Linked DNA regions of Homo sapiens: region 1 is linked to region 2. A link is a contact called in ENCODE Hi-C or POLR2A ChIA-PET data. All regions are on one chromosome and are shown on one strand. Each heading gives the region's core, a stretch centred on a gene start or an enhancer-like site at or near the end of the contact. The rest is flanking DNA. Distances are from core to core; before and after follow the strand shown.

Region 1 (5,530 bases), core at 2,860-5,359, 4.9 Mb before region 2:
CATAAAAATAGAGTGGGCCCTGGAAGGAACAGCTCCCTTGTGTAGCTGTTCACTGTCTACAGAAGGCCATGTTCATATTCTTTTTTTTTTTTTTTTCTTGAGACAGAGTCTTGCTCTGTCGCCCAAGCTGGAGTGCAGTGGCATGATCGTGGCTCACTACAACCTCCGCCTCCCGGATTCAAGCAATTATCCTGCCTCAGCCTCCCAAGTAGCTGGGATTACAGGTGCCCGCCACCATGCCCAGCTAATTTTTTGTATTTTTAGCAGTGACTCTACTTGCATGTGTGGGGACCTTTATCTATCGGGGACCTTTATCTATCAGGGACCGGAGGCTACTCATGGAAAGCAAATACTTTGGGCACAGCAAACAGACCACATTCAGTCCATAACCCAGGCTGGTCTGGTTAGCATATAGTAAGTTTGGTAATGAATTGTAAAGAAAGCACTCACCACTTTCTGATGTTCAGAAAGCTGAACATCAAACAAACACAAATCAGTTCACCATGGGCTATATAGTTTCAGGATTCTCCTGAAACTGGGGAACCAGCATTTCAGTGTTCAAATAAGGTACAAAATGTGCTCAAGTAGACTGGCCTGGTCATTGGGAAGCCATGTAACTCTTTCAAGAAAGCCCTGTAACCTGGGGCTGGAGGTCCAGAAAGTCTGGACCTGTCCTCCAGTGATGACAATTCAGTTAAAAAGGCAAAATATTTGAGTAACTGCGTGAAGGCAGTGAAAGGCTGTCATGATTCTAAAATTGAAAATGATAAAGGATCACAGGAAGAAGTGTGTGCTCTTGGCTCCACCTCAAGTCAAGACTGTTTGTTCTGCATTTTCCTTTTTCTTCCAACCCCTATTCCTGCCAGGATCAATAGGTCAGATTCAGGAAGTTCTGTGACTTTTCTTCATCACTGCATGAAAATCTGTCAGACTCATGGTAGTGGACTCAGGTGAGTCTGCCATCCAGCAAGACCCTCTTCAGCTCTGAGATGGAAGTACAGTGGAGAGTCCCTCCCCTCGCTCTCAGAGACTTTCACTTTCACTCCAGCTCACAAGATTCTGGGGAAACTGGAAGCATAGCTCATCAAAAAAAGCTAGGGCCCCTTTCCTGGGTCACATTCTGGGTCAGTGTCTTGCTATTTCACCAAGGGCCCATTCTAGTGTCCTTCCTAAGCTATGGCCTGGCTCCCTGAGGACAGATCTCAATAAAAGCCTCCAAAAAATTGAGCTACAGAGTGAATCATGAGTTAATATTTGGGTTCTAGTCCCAAATGACCTTATATTCCACCCTTTTGGTGATCATCTACTCCAGGAGTTCTCAATTAGAGAAGATATTACCCTCACCCCCATCCCCAAGGAACACTTGGCTATATGTAAAGACAGTTTTATTTGTCACAACTGGTAGTGGTAGGGGGGTGTTACCATCACCTAGAAGGTAGAGGCCAAGGATTCTGCTAAACATCCTATAATTCACAGGACAGGCCCCACAACAAAAAACTATCCAACCCCAAATGTCAATGGTATCTAGGTTGAGAAAACGTTAAAACCACAGATTGTCAGCTTTCCTGACATAACTCCCAGTTCCACAGGTCTTCCCAATAGAGGTAAGTTTCTTTGATATATTGGTAAGCCAGTTCCTACAGTTACACCTGGACACAGGATGCTGGAGAGGGGACTGGAAGTCCTGTGACTGAGTCAAGGGCTCTCCCCCATCAGAGGACTCAGATTATGATCTGAATTCTAGTTCATGTGACACTTATAAATGCATCCTACTGTAGTCCAGTCCTTCAGGGTGACAAACTTATAGATAGCATGGATAATGACAAGGGCTCCTCTGTATTTCATTATGTCCTTATTATTATTTTTTCATTAAGTAATACTAAATAACATCATCTGCTTGTTTTTGTTGGCTGAAGCATTCATTCAGCCAACAAATATTTATTGTGTGCCCAGTTAAGAACAAGCACTGTGCCCTATACTAAATGGGTGAAAACTGTCTGCTGGGGCTAGTGAACATAGACCACAGTACCTACAGCAGGAATTCTTCCTCAGGTGAGGATGAAAGTGGGGGGTGCTTGTCAAAATGCAGGATCCTGGGCCTTCCTCCAGAGATTCTGATTTTGTAAGGATGGTGCCCAGAAATCTGCATTTTTAGCCAGCACTTGATGTGAGTCTGATATAGGTTATCTATGGGACCATGCTTTAAGAAACATTGGTAAAAATCATGAAATTCACTCAATCAAATCCCAGACCTGAGTATATGCAGTCTTGAGCTCTAGTGTGGTAATTTCCTATATCTGTGAAAAAAATCATTTAACTATTAATTGTCTCAACTTTCTTGTTTTTTAAACCAAAGGAGAGTAAGACCCTAATAACCTGTGTTCAAACATAGGTGGAGAGAAGGCAGAATGACCTTATTTATGTAGAAGCAGGACACTTTCAAAGGAACAGAACCATATAATTTGTATGACATAGATTGAGCATTAGCCAAGTACATTTGTATCAATGATAGTTAGGAGGAAAATCTCTTGCTTTTGTAAGAGGTATGAACATTACCTTTTCTCTGAACTGACCTCAGCATACAATCATTCACAGCTTGATTAGGGAACGCTAATCTCCCCTAGTTATCAAGATAAATGGCTTCTCTGATTACTCTGTTTTCTTTCAAACCCTTTCTCAGACCTACATCATTAATGCTCCGCTTGTGACTTTTCAATGGAGCACTTATTTTAGTAGCACACTTAACCCCATTAGAGGTTCAAATCTAAACCTTTTTCCAAGCAAAATTCCTCCAAGCTGTTAGAAACACCTTAATACTTATCTATATCTAATATCAAGGAAGTTATCTCATGTATGGGTGAGATACATAAATGTAGGCAATAGTTTTCAGCCCGATTGCTCTGATGTGAATTACTGTGACCAATTTAGCAATAGAAGAAATCTATGTAAAGAACTTCATAACGAATATATAGATTAAACTTAATGTATCACTATCATCATTAGAAGGACAGGGTATGGATTAAAGGCCAGACTATCTCAGAAAATATGCCAGTCTCCCTTAAAATAATAAAAAATACATCTCTTTTCCAACTCATCTAAGAATTCCCTCCCATTCTGTTCCTTTAATTATATTTTTATTAAGTAAGGTCTTTATTATACTTTAGTACGTTTTTATGTTCCTGTCTTGTTTTTGTTGTCTACCTTTTGCTACTACCTTTTAATACACCTTGACTCCTGGGCTCACAAAACAGAACACCCATTGAATTTACTTACAGATTGAGCACTTCAAAAGACTCTAGTCTTTGTGCTCCTGTTCAGAACCATTCAAAATATGGATGAGTTTCCAAACAGGAAGGAAATGGAATATGCTAAAAACTCACAGTTTTGTGTGTAGTCTGTAGCCTTAAATCATCCGAAGTACCCCAGATCCTGCACACCAAGGAGTGCCATCCCACTGTTTTGTCCAAATGAAAGAGAACCCCCTCCCAGCATTTTAGAACTTGGACCTGGCATGCCAACTTAAATGCAAATGGTCCCTCAAACTCAGATTTGCTGCGAGATCCATTTTTAAGTAGACTATGCTCCCTGCAGACCAACATGCAAATGGTGCTCGAGTATACGTAAGAATCACAGAGGCAACGAAAAGACACCAACCATACCTATTTTCGCAGCCTCCACTTTCAGGTTGAAATCCCAGTTCCTTGGCAATTTTAGGGACATTTTGCTTCCAGTTTAAGTGAGTAGTTAGTGAAGCGGTGAGTCTGTCACAGTTTGCGCCCTTCTTGTCTTTTCACTCTTTCCCTCTGTTTTTGTGTCTGTTTTTGTTCCTCCTTATGATTGCTTCACAAGCAATCTTAGGCTTGAGGCTGATTTGCCAACGTGTCTCCTCCTTTCTCTTAGATGAAAGGTCCATCCATCTGTCACTGGAGGATGGCACCCAAACTCCCCCAGCCTCCACCCTCAGTCCCACAGGGGCTAGCACCCTGCTTTTCTTGCTTTCAGTTTTACCAGAAATATCCCAGTTGACACTTCCCTCTGCGTCATGGGAAGCAAAGCTCCTTTTCGAAAGAATCTCAGGCCTTACTGAGTTGAGGTCGTGATAAACAACTGCTGCCTCTTGGTTTTGTGTGTGTGTGTGTGTGTTTCTTTTTTAACTGTCTGCTTCCTTGCATTTGAGGAAGTGGGTGGCTGTTCAGTGAAGATGATACATTATGAGCACTCTTTCTTGAGAAAATGGTTTTTGGAAATGCTTGAAAAACCAGAATGGTTGCTTCTGTTATAAAAGATTACAGTTTTAATTAGAAGAAAATGTCGAAACTCCCATCATCTACTTCAACTCTAAGCTCTCCTCTTCCTCACCTAACGGATCAAGCATCCAAAAATGGTCAGAAAAACAACAAGCATTCCCCCAAAGTTATCTTCTTTTAAATTCTTCCTGCTGTAAGGACCATGTCGCAAGCTCTCCAGGTGCTCAGGATAAAGTTTGCAAGTGATCTCAGCCTGATGTAGGGAGGGTTTTGATGTATTTGGCTTAATGAAGCAACTTAAGCTAGGTCGACCCACTCACATATCCTAAGGGTTCTTTGGCATTGTACACAGGGTGTGGGCTTTAGAATCAGGGTGTGTGGGCTGTATACATGGTGTGGGCTTCCATTTGCTAGCTCTTCAACTTTTGAACAAGCAACTGAATCTTTCCAGACCTTAATGTCCTCATCAGTAAAATGGGGTTGATAATAACCACAACTCAAAGGGTTTTTGCAGAGGAATCTAGTGCAGAGCTTGACACAGAGTGGTTGCACCACACACATTAATTCAACCTTTATTCTATTCTATTTAGTTCAGTTCTGTGACAAGCTTTCATGTTTAACTGGGTCAGCCTAACCTAGTGCTTAAGCATTTGGGCCCTGGAAACAGATCACTGGTAGTCAAATCCTGGCTTTCCTGCTGTGGGACTATGGACAAGTTTCTTGACCACTTTGTGCTTCAATTCTTATCTGTAGATGGGGCAAATAATAGGGCTTACTTCATAGGCTGTTGTGAGGCTTTAGTAGAAAAGCCAGTACAAAGTGCTCAGAACAGTCACTGCTAGCCAGCATCTAAGCTGCACGCCTTGCTCCATTCATTCTCCAACTCTCCTAGATGACTCTGTCATACTTTCTTCTTCACCTGCCACTTGCTTACTCTTACTGACGACCTGGGTTCCCGTTTCATTGAGAAAATCAATGTAACTGAAAGAGAATGTCCACAAGCTTCCCTCACTCTATCTGCTCACCTACCTGCATGCAAGCTGTATCCCTGACCTTATTCTTGGTACAATGGGTGAACTGGCTGTTAACACTCTCCCATCCCTATTGCATCATCAATTTCTTCTCTCTCTTTGATCCTTCCTGTCAGCGTTCAAACTTACTATTTTTTATCCCATAAAAAATCTCTCTGGATGCCACCACCCCCTTGGGCTAGAGTCCCATTTCTCTCCTTCATTTCTGAACCAAGCTTTAGTAAGAATTGTCTAACTTGCAAATATCTCTCC
Region 2 (5,443 bases), core at 72-2,571:
TACACAAAATTTAAAGAAGAGTTAATAAAGCGATGTAGAACTCAGTAGGGCATTTTTATTCCCAGGGTCAAATGATGGCCATTACTGACACAACTTTTTTTTTCCAAAAGTACACCTACATTTATCAGGAAGCATAATAAGTGTTTGTGAACTTTACTAGCTGTGTGTTCATCAAGATGGCTGAAGCTTTCACACACTGGAGTCTACAAGGAAAGAGTTTACTTGCATACCAGAAGGCAAATCTCATGCTACAAACTGGTGTCAAAGGTTTATGCCAGCACCAATTTCAGTGAGTACACCGTACACACATGCATTCATATACACGTTACTGATAATCTCAGTTGAGGCATTCCCTAACCCTTTTTAAATACACATGTGGAATTTAGAGAGCAGTTTTCAAACTTCAAAGGAACCTTAATCATCTTTTCATAGTTCAAAAAAGGAAAAAATAAACACAGCAATGCAGCAAAGTCATTTCTCCAGCTGAAATGACCTCCAGCTTCTTCGGGCTACTCCCAGTTTCGCAATAAGTGAATCTGAGACGCAAACCACGTACACACAAACGAAGTAGAAGCGGAGAACACTAAAGCTTCCCCAACAGTCCCGGCAAAACCCACCCGGCTTTTCTCAGTCCTCCCGCTTCCCCAGCCCTTCCCGTCTGCGTGCACGCACAGGTACCTTGACACAGACCAGGAAAAGAGAACAAGGATTAATTAGCAGCCAAAAATCCTGTTTTATCACTTACAGCCACTATCCAGGAAAGCGACGGTACTACTAACCTGATTTCAGGGAGGCAAAACTAAACCCAGCAGGGTACAGGAGCATAAATTATACGCGTCTGGAACGTCAACCCAGCAGCTCAAGGCAGCTCAGATGACAATTCAACGAAAAGGGTTTCGCAAATGTTATCTCAAATGAACATTTCCACTTCCAAACCACCCACCAACCTCTCCACTGTCAGTACCCAAATTTGCCTGAAGCAACTCGGGATATAAGCAGCAGCATTTCTTACCTTGTACAAATCTCGACATTTTAGGGGCTTAGTAAAATACTCCGGCTTTTTTTTTTTTTTTCTAGAGGAGTCACGCTACAGGGCAGGTCTCTCTTCCTCTCCTGCTTTAACAACCGATGTATTCTTTCTCCTCCTATATTTAACTACTTAAGGGAGTATTTATTCAAAGCGATTAAAACTGGCTCAAGAAAAAAGAAAAGAAAGAAAGAAACTCCTTCCCCAATTCCAAAAGACGGAAACTTGGTGCGACTGAGTCGGTTTGGGAACTCCTGAGCTCCGGACACAAATGAGGGCCAGCTGGAGACTCCCGGAAAAGGTAAAACCACACGAACTTAAATTTCTTCAATGAAAGAGGCGGACCTACAGCGGCTATTTCACCGCCCCCAAGTCCCCACGCCCTCCAGGGCTGTACTGCAGGAGGCACTGGCAGGCCGCGCCCCTAGCTGCCCCCTCCCCGCGCCGCCGTCCAGGCCCCAAACGCCTCCCCCGAAAACCCCGGTTAACAGCGGCTCCCGCCCAAGCAGGGGTCGGGGAGGCGGGCGAGGCCGGCCAGCGGGGGCAGTGCAACCATTTTCACCAGCCATAAACATCCTGGGACTAGGAGGCGCTACCAATTCCACGCTCTGGCTGGCCGACCGGTCGGGGCCTCAGCTCCCCGCCTTCCCGCCTCGAGCAGTGAAACCCGGCCGCAGCTTTTTCTCGGTAGGGGCCGAAGGCTACGCTGCCCCTCCCCCGCAGCGGACACTAAGGGGTCACCGGCTAGAGGCAGACCCGTGCACCGGCGCGGGAGTCCCAAGGGAGGGCACCGACCCTTCCCGTACATATTCTCGCCCCGCCTGCCCTGCGCTCCTCAGAAGCCCAAATTCCGCCTCCGAGACCACACAGCGGGCCAGCGAGAGCGGGAAACACACTCATCCAGGGGGTCGCCGGAAGCCCAACCCCGCCCCTCCTCAAGCCGCCAGCGAGACCCACCTTCCTCTTCCTTTAGCAGCTGGGAAATTGGGGGCGTTTATGGCGCCCCGGGAAGAAGGCTCGCAGGCTGAAAGTCACCTCTGAGGCGCCCTTCTCTCTCTCTCTCTTCCCTCACACATGCACACCTTGAGCCCCTCCCTAACGGTCGCAGCCCAGCTGCTAACCCCCCCTTGTCCACCCGTCAGCCGGCTCCCGACACCCACAGCCCCTACTTTCTCCTAAACACCTCCCCTCCCCCTCCATTCGGAGCAGCCCCTTCAATGCGGAAATGTCCCTGCCGCACGGACCGACAGGCGCAGCCGCCAGTCAGGAGCCGAGGCGGACGCAGGCTCTGGCCAATGAGACGTGTGGAGGTGGCAAGGGGCGGGGCGTTGCGGCACTTGAGAGCCCGTCGGAGTTGGGCACTGAGCAGTACGCGGGGATACCGCGCGTGGGAGCAGCACTTACGGCGGCGTTGCGGCCAGGGAAGCCTCGCCAGTATATCTCAGTGAGGGAGAGCACCTGAGCACGACTGGTTATTTTTCCAATCAGTAAAAATATTCCCGCTGACTAGGGACTAAAGAAAGCCCTGCGGATAGAGCCGGAGCTCCCCACCGCAGCTGCCCCGAGGGAGCCCAGACGCTTCTCAGGGGACGCTTGCTCCCCTCATCACATCTGGTTGGGGGAGGGTGAGGATGCGTTAGGGAGTAGGCATTGGCCTGTGTGGGCCAGCTAACAAAAGGAGGGTTTAGGCATTGAAGAAAGTGACAAGTGAAGGCTCCCTCACCGGAACCACCACCATCCCCATTGCCCCGGTTCCTAATCCTGTAGAGCTGCTGTGATAGGCGTTTACTTTTCTCTTCAACGTGGAACTGGCCTAAGTTACTCCTCAAGAGATGCTTTTCTTTTGGTAGATTCTTGAAGTCCTCAAGGAAAGAGGATGTTACACGGAACTTGACACTAGCCTGGGGACTGTTACAGGGCCAGCCCACGGCTTGTCAAATCACACCTGGTACCGTCAACCCCACCTGCATCTAAGACTCAGTGTGCCTGGCAGCGAGTGCATTTCAGACTTTGCATTTCCACTTTAAGACTCAAATAGCCCGCACCAGGGCAGATGATTTGCCAGCGCCTTCTCTTAAGTGCCTTCAATAAACAAGTACGGTAATTACAGAAGAGTTTGAGGCTTTGGGCAGCACTAATCAACCAAGGTAAAGTGAGAATTTTTTAATGACTCATTGTCTAAACAAAGGAACTTTGATTTTTTGGTTCTACGTCTTTATATGGAAATGTTATTAGAACAAACAACACAGAAAAGGCTAGTGAAAAATTGTTATACTAGAGAATGACAACCATTGGTACTGTGTTTCTTACATGAAATCCAAAAAGATTACACTCAAAAACCTCTCGGCCGTAAAACGAATTTTCCCCAGACAAAACAAGTGTCTAAAATCCAGATGTCTACAGTTTAATAACAGCATTTGGAGACTGAAGATCTTAACAAAATCTCTACATCCTTTGTATACAGTACAAAAATTGTTCCAGCACTGAAAAAGCAGTCTTTACCAATGAGCATTAGTACCAAAATAAAATACTACCGAAAGATTTGGGCCACGTAGGGTTACTTAGCCTGCAAAAGATGAAGGACAATGAAGAGATTTATTTGTTGTTGTTGTTTTGTTTTTGTTTTTGTTTTGAGACGGAGTCTTGCTCTGTCGCCCAGGCTGGAGTGCAATGGCACAGTCTAGGCTCACTGCAACCTCCGCCTCCCGGGTTCAAGCGATTCTCCTGCCTTAGCCTCTCGAGTAGCTGGGGCCGCAGGCTCGTGCCACCGCACCTGGCTAATGTTTGTATTTTTAGTAGAGGCGGGGTTTCGCCATGTTGGCCAGGCTGGTCTCAAACCCCTGACCTTGTGATCCGCCTGCCTCAGCCTCCCAAAGTGCTGGGATTACAGGCGTGAGCCACCGCGCCTGGCGAGTTTTTAATTATACAAGGTTTATTATAAGAAACGATGATCAGTTACTGTATTTTCTGCCTTCATGGAAGATTAAAAAGGAAATGGGTTTTAATTGCAGCAAGAGCATTTGTTAATATCTAAGAATGGCATCTTGATTTATGAGTGATTGAATATTGAGATATAGTACCAAAGGTTGTTGTACACTTGCTGCCTCAAGAACTCTCCAAAAAGTAACTAACTACCCATCTTCAGGGGCTACATCTGTAACTACTCAGTCACTAGTTCTTAGAGAAGTAGCACTCTAGAAGCTTAGTTTCCAAATATTTCCAAACAGTACTTATAAAATGAAATTTCTTTATACATCGGTATAAATTTAAATTTTGAACCCACAAACACTTTGTAAGCGAGCTTCCCACTCTCTCAGAGCCACTAAGAACAACCTCACTTGACAAATCCTGTGGAGATAGGAAAGAAAGAGGTGGAGTTCTTAATGGCCATGGAGCAAAGACATGCTTAGAAAGCAGTTACCTATTTCCCTTTATATATTTCAGTCATTGAAAAATTGCTTTCTCTGGGCAAGTATGTGTATCTTTAATCCTTTTTTTCATAAGATACTACTCTGGAATATCCCTTCAAGGTGCATGATGTTGATAATCTGTATCATTAGAAATCTGTAACATCGGTAGATTTATAGATTTTACCTTTGCAGAAACCTGGGGTGGGGGGATCCAAAGAATGAAGATGGGGGCTGATAAGAGTGTGTACAGGGTTAAGGAGCTGGAGTGAAATGGATTGTGAATTAGAAAGAAAGCCTGGAAGCCAGTTTTTGTCTGGTTCCATATGCGACCATCCACGGATGATACAAATTCTGCCTATAATTTCTTCCTTCTTTCTACTTTCCCATAGAAACTTGAGGAAACTCAGTTTGGTTTACCCAGTCCCATATCCTAGGATGTATAACAACCTCACCATATCTTTTTCCTTTGCTTTAGACAGGAGCTCTCTATCAACAGCAAGGAAACCATGTCTGTGGTCCTATTTCTAAGCATCTTTTTTGGTGCCTTTTTAGATTTAATGCTTGGCACAGTGTCTGGTACATAGCGAACATTCCATAAGTATATATTGAATGACCAGTTTAGTGCCACTAAATCATTTTAACTCACAGTGTTGTATCCTACTCTCCACTCTTTTTTTTTTTCTTTGAGATAGAGTTTCGCTCTGTCACCCAGGCTGGAGTGCAGTGGTGCGATCTCGGCTCAATGCAACCTCCACCTCCTGAGTAGCTGGATTCTCCTGCCTCAGCCTCCTGAGTAGCCAGGATTACAGGTCCCCACCTGGCTAGTTTTTGTATTTTTAGTAGAGACAGGGTTTCGGCGTGTTGGCCAGGCTTGTCTCAAACTCCTGACCTCAGGTAATCCTCCTGCCTCAGACTCCTCAAGTGCTGGAATTACAGGCGTAAGCCACAGGCCCGCCCCTACTCTCTGCTCTTTGAGAGCCATATAAAACATAAAAAGTTTATATTT

Evidence for each region. Hi-C counts contacts between places; a loop is a spot of excess contacts on that map. ChIA-PET counts read pairs that join two places held with the same protein, here RNA polymerase II (POLR2A).
Region 1: a map of naive thymus-derived CD4-positive, alpha-beta T cell shows a loop between it and region 2 (17-fold over the local background). The contact joins the promoter of ARHGAP25 here to the promoter of UGP2 in region 2. A Hi-C loop is called at or near these places in 1 of 168 maps with a recorded cell type or tissue (naive thymus-derived CD4-positive, alpha-beta T cell). POLR2A ChIA-PET finds 5 or more read pairs at or near these places in 1 of 52 experiments (CD4-positive, alpha-beta T cell).

The regions. Positions count from the first base shown.
Region 1 is chr2:68,733,390-68,738,919 of GRCh38, reverse strand. ARHGAP25 (Rho GTPase activating protein 25) reads right to left here and starts at 4,109. Exons shown (of 11, transcript NM_001007231.3): 1 at 3,660-4,109. The coding sequence starts at 3,720.
Region 2 is chr2:63,837,774-63,843,216 of GRCh38, reverse strand. UGP2 (UDP-glucose pyrophosphorylase 2) reads right to left here and starts at 1,321. Exons shown (of 10, transcript NM_006759.4): 1 at 1,013-1,321. The coding sequence starts at 1,031. It also overlaps a transcript of WDPCP not described here. RefSeq lists enhancers at 1,215-1,264, 2,135-2,314 and a silencer at 1,365-1,674.